Linked DNA regions of Homo sapiens: region 2 is linked to region 1. The links are chromatin loops, found by intact Hi-C in ENCODE. Cell type or tissue: OCI-LY7. All regions are shown on one strand. Each heading gives the region's core, and the rest is flanking DNA. Links, peaks and the distances in the headings are about the cores only.

Region 1 (2,927 bases), core at 163-2,662:
TCACTCCAAGGCAACCATTAATAACTAGTTTTGCTTCTTTCCTTCTAATATTTCTTCTAGAATTGTTTTACATAATTGAGACTCTTCTGCTATTATATAATAGGCATTTTCCATTATTAAAAATTATTTAACAGAATCATGTTTAAATGCCTTGACAATATACTATTATTTACTTAATATTTCTTTAATATTAAACTGGCATTTCCAATATCTTTGTATTATTAATTATGCTTTGGTGAATTTGTTTTCTTTCTATCCTTTTTTTTGTTTTGTTTTGAGATAGAGTCTTGCTCAGGCTGGAGTGCAGTGGCGCGATCTCAGCTCACTGCAACCTCCGCCTCCCAGGTTAATGTGATTCTTCTGCCTCAGCCTTCCAAGTAGCTGCGATTACAGGTGCCCACCAGCATGCCTCGCTAATTTTTGTATTTTTGGTAGAGACAGTGTTTCACCATGTTGGCCAGGTTGGTCTCGAACTCCTGACTTCACGTGATCTGCCTGCCTCAGCCTCCCAAAGTGCTGGGATTACAGGCGTGGGCCATAAGTAACACAGTGGATCCCTAACTTTTGGGTGCATCCAAAAGCCCTGAAAGGCCTCATTCCCCAAGTTTCAGGTTCAGTAAAAGTCTGAGCGTGGCCAAATAATTTGTATTTCTAACATTTCAGGTGATGTCAATGCTGCTGGTCCAGGGACCAAACTTGGAGAATCACTGTAATAATGACATGTAAGGATTTGTTTCAATAATTTCTGAAAAGCAATGCTTCTTCCTTCTATTGTTGTTTCCATCTTTGATAATGCAGGGAAAAATAATACTTATTTTAGATTAGAAAAGGAAGTAGTAATGTCTATTAAAGGTTTTTAAAAATCTTTTAGTCATTGGCTTTTGCTAACTCGTTTGCACTGATTGTGGAATCTTACTGGAACCATTTGACCCTGGAGCTACATCACTATACAGCTGGTCTCATTTTTTTTAAGTCACCTGCCCTCATTTAATTCATTTCCTTTGGTGTTTTCCTTCCTGTGGAAAGTCTCTGACATCTGTCCTACATACTTCCTTATGAATACAAAAGCTCATCTTTTTTATTTTTAAGTTTTATGAGTCAATTACTCTTACCCTTTTTGTATTTGTGATGTTTTCATTCCTTATGTTTTCAAAAGACACTCTAGTCTATAATTATTTATGATTGCTCTTTAAAAAAATTTTTAAACATCTTTTACTACATTCTGTTGACATATTTAGGTCTGAGCCTAATGTCAAATACTAGCAGCAGATGACTTCTCACTTCACTGGCACCATCATGTGGTGAAATTGTGCGCTACATCGAAACATTTGCCAACATGGTGCCATTTCATCACATCTTATGTATAGATAACACTGAAATTGGAACTATCATAATAAGTTAGGGAATCTGAAATAATCCTGTTACTTTAGTAAATTCACAGAAAAGTAAGCACCAATGATTAAGTATGTGGACACTGAAGTCAATTACATGAGCTCAAAGCCAGACTTTTATACTATCATGTAACATTTGGGCACATTGGTTAATCTCCCTGAGTCTCAGTTTCCCTGTATGTAAAATGGGATAACAGTAGCATCTATCTCACAGGGATGTTGACAATAGCCATAAAATAGTTTAATAATATCAGCTGCGATTAGTTGTTACCATGCCATCACATTTGATTTTCCCTTTATGTTCATACCAAGAAAAGAAAATCAGACTTCCCCTGTGAGTTTAGAAAATTATACCAAAATGGAATAATTGTTTTCAGAATTATTAGAAGTAACATGAAGTTAAAAACTGTAAAAGATAAAGGTTGAAAAAACATTTAAATAAAAGTCATTTTTTTAAAAAGGCAACTTCTGGAAAGAAAGGTCTATGAACTCTATTTACCAAGTGAAATTTGAAAATTAATCTCATTATATTAAGCATAATCGACAGTCAAAATAAACAATTGTGAAGATGAGTAACTTAAAACCTTTTTAAGGGTCAAAAATACTTTTTAAAATTAAAAGTGATTTATAGTCCCCAATCCTCTCAATGATCTATTGAAAGAGAAATGTTTAATTTTATAAATCCTTGAAAGAGATACATGTGGGACAGATCTGTATGTTGGAAATCTTTCTATTAAAAAATAAATTATTTTATCACGATAATAGTGAGAGTAGAAGAAAGCATGCAGGGTTGCTGTGATTTGAATGTGTTCCCCAAAGTTAATGTGTTGGAGGCTTCATTTCCAATGCAATGGTGTTGAGAAGTGAAACTTTTGAGAGGTGACTGGGTCCTGAGGGCTCTACTCTCATTAAGGGATGAATGGAGCCATTATTGCAGGAGTGCATAATTGTCATGGGAGTGGAGTTCCTGATAAAAGGATAAGTTCAGCCCCCTTCCCTACTCTTTTCCCTTGCCTACTCTTTCCCTCTCTTGCCCTCCAAGCCTTCCACCATGGAATGATGGAGCAAGAAGGCCTCACCAGGTGTGGGACCCTTGATTCTGGACTTCCCAGCCTCCAGAACTGTAAGGAATAATTTCTCTTCTTTATAAATTACCTAGTCTGTGGCATTCTGTTATAGAAGCACAAAACAGACTAAGACATAAAATTGGTGTTGAGGAGTGGGGCTGTTGCTACAACAAATACCTGAAAATGTAGATGTGGCTTTGGAACTGGGTAACAAATAGAGGCTGGAAGAATTTGGAGGAGCAAATAGAAAAGCCTCGACTGCTGTGAATGGAGCACTGGGCAATTCTGGTGAGAAGACAAGAACTGTGAGGAGAGCCTAATCTTCTTAAGGATTACTTAAGTGGTCATGACCAGAAGGCTGGTAGAAATATGGACAGTAGAGGCCATTCTGATGAAGTCTCAGATGGAAATAAGAAACAATGCATTGGAAACTGGATTAAAAGCTATCCGTGTTTTGCAGAAAATTGTG
Region 2 (2,927 bases), core at 317-2,816, 1.4 Mb before region 1:
TATCTGGGAAAACTTTAAAGTACACAATTTGATAATATATACTAAGTAGTATAGTAATAGTAAATAAAAATCACTTTGGCTCTATGTAGAATATTTCCTATTGGTAAGCAGGGTTGAAGGAGATACCTACATATATGGTGTCTTGAGTGGAGGAATTCGAACACAGAACCTGGTTTAAGCTGGTTTTTCCTAAACACACCCTGGAGAGAATGACTCTTCAGTACCATTTTCCTGGATCTCCTGAGCAATTCTTTTTGTTTGTTTGTTTATACTTTGTCTTCCATTAGACAGCATTATTTTGCTTTCAACCATATAACCCTAACCAATACAAATACGGTAGAAGGCACTCATGATCAAAGAGAAAGAGCCCTAAAATCAGAATCTCAGAGTGAGGTTGTACCTGGGGACCACGATGCATTGGTATCTTTGTGGATCTGGAAAAATGCTCATCACGACTAATCACCGATGAAATGCAAATCTAAACCATAGGGAGATATCATCTCACCCCAGTTGGAATGGACATTATCAAAAAGCCAAAATAATAATAATAAGAAGAAATGCTGGTGAGGATTTGGAAAAAGGGGAACTCCTATGCACTGTTGGTGGGATGTAAAATAGTACAGCCACTATGGAAAGTAGTATGGAGGTTCCTCTAAAAACTACAAATAGAACACCATATGATTCACTAACTGCTGAGTGTATATTCAAAAATCAGTATGTCAAAGAGATACCTACACTCTTTTTTTGTTTTGAGATGGAGTCTTGCTCTTGTCGCCCAGGCTGGAGTGCAGCGAGGTGATCTTGGCTCACTGCAATCTCCGCCTCCCGGGTTCGAGATATTCTCCTGCCTCAGCCTCCCAAGTCACTGGGATTACAGGTGCCCATGACCATGCCTGGCTATTTTTTGTATTTATAGTAGAGACGGGGTTTCACCACATTGGCCAGGCTGGTCTTGAACTCCTAACCGCAGGTCATCAGCCAGCCTCGGCCTTCCAAAGTGCCGGGATTACAGGAGTGAGCCACCAGGCCCGGCCAATACCTGCACTCTTCTGTTTATTCCAGCACTATTCGCAATAGCCAACATATGGAATCAACCTAAATAAGTGTCCATCAACAAATGAATAAATGAAGAGAATGTGGTGTATAAAGAGTGGAATACTGTTCAACCATTAAAAGAATGAAATTTGGTCCTTCGTGGCAACACGGATGAGCCTGAAGGACGTTACGTTAAATGAAATAAGCCAGGCACGGAAAGACAAATACCACATGAGCTCAATCATATGTGGAAGCTAAAAAAGTTGATATCATGTAAGTAGAGAGTAGAACCGTGGTTACAAAGTCTGGGAAGAGTAGGGGGAAGAGGGGCTAGGGGAGATTGGTTAAGGGATACAAAATTATAGCTAGATAGGAGGAATGTGTTCTAATGGTCTATAGCACTGTAGTGTGGACCAGAGTTAACAACAATTTATTGTATATTTTCAAATAGCTAGAAGAGAGGATTTTGAGTATTCTCAACACAAAGAAATGATAAATGTTTGAGGTGACTGTCTTGCTCATTACCCTGATTTGATCATTACACATTGTACACATGTATGAAAATATCACATTGCACTCCACAAATATGTACACTTATTATGTGGCAATTAAAAATAATAACCAATAAATAAATAATGAGTAGAAAAATTAGAAAACGAATATGTAATATCTAACTCTGTAGAGCCCTCTATTTTAGAAAAGAAACTTGGTAGATTTGTTCTAAGATTTGATCGCTAGAGGTCACCAAAGTCACAGAAATTATCAGTATTTTTTTCTTTCCGTTTTTGAGTCACAGGCGGATGTCTCTGGCCTCTCCCATTATGCAGTGCATTTACTGGAAGACCTTTTGCTGCTTAGTCTTAAGGAGAGTAAACTGTTTGGACTAGTTTTTTCTAATATTAAATATTCCAGGAAACAGACAGCCATCTATCTATGGGACTATTCAAAACAGATGGGTGTTTCTAGAGAATGTGATTTATTTCCTTCTCTGATACCAAAGGGCCTATTGGTTGATACCTGCTGAATGTGAGTTCTGAGTAATGTTGTTGAGACAGAACCACAGAACACCCAGCAGCAGCACACACCGTTTCAAGTGAAACAGCATGGACCATTTCAAGGAAAAAACATTGTGCCTTTACTGGTAACATGTCTGGTGTAGGAGGGCTCCAATGAAGCAGAACATTCAAGAACACCCATTGCATCTTTTAAATAACAGACCACACTACCTTTTGCATGTTAATAATTCTCCATTTTTTTTTATTGAACTCAACATTAGCCTAAATCCCCAGACCCTAAATTTGTGGAGATTCAAAAACAAACAAGATTGGAATCCTGAAAAGACTCAATGAAACTGTCTCAATTTAAGAGATGCTTCTAGCAGAGATAGAAAGATATAATAGCTAATTTCAGTTTTTTTAGCATGCTCACATTTTAGGGAGGCATAATTCATATTAAAACTTTCTAATTCTGTAATTAGACAAGATGTAGCCTGTAGAAGATGAATATTTGTCAGGAGTTAAATGCAGCTAACAAAGATGCAACAGGCAAGAAGCCTTTCACATTTTCAAGGTTTCATTTACCAATAGCTACATTATTTCCCTGGTTATGTAGATAAGTTTGTGTTTAAATGGTCTCCTGCAGAAACTAAGTAAACCATTTTTTTTCCCATAAGACCTCACAGTGCTTAGATACCTGACAAATCCAAAGTTAAGGCTTTGGTACAAGCCATAACCTAAAAGACTCAAGCCAATATCAACGTGACACATTTTGCATTTAGGCTTGTTCTTTATTCAGTGGACTTCATTTGACTTTGATCTTGGTTAACTTTGAAGTATGCAAGGTTCCCACTTTCCATAAGGGTTTTTTTTTTTTTTCCAGTTAAATCAGACAGG

Evidence for each region. A loop is a pair of places that touch in the nucleus more often than their neighbours do. Peaks named below come from ENCODE experiments on the same cell type or tissue, not always from the same donor. Only the 100,000 strongest peaks of a DNase experiment are listed, where the experiment ranks them.
Region 2: it touches region 1 in a loop (4-fold over the local background); 27 of 110 quality-filtered maps call a loop at or near these places.

What each region holds. Positions count from the first base shown.
Region 1 is chr4:145,608,706-145,611,632 of GRCh38, forward strand. No RefSeq gene overlaps it. Among named protein-coding and RNA genes, the nearest start is that of MMAA, 9.2 kb to the right of the region's middle. In OCI-LY7, for the core only: CTCF peaks have their summits at 1,305 (motif pointing left) and 1,508; DNase peaks (open chromatin) are centred at 996 and 1,296; H3K27ac peaks cover 652 bases.
Region 2 is chr4:144,172,790-144,175,716 of GRCh38, forward strand. All of the region lies in intron 9 of LOC105377460 (a long non-coding RNA gene), which reads left to right. Among named protein-coding and RNA genes, the nearest start is that of GYPA, 34 kb to the left of the region's middle. In OCI-LY7, for the core only: CTCF peaks have their summits at 1,746 (motif pointing right) and 1,955; a DNase peak (open chromatin) is centred at 1,812.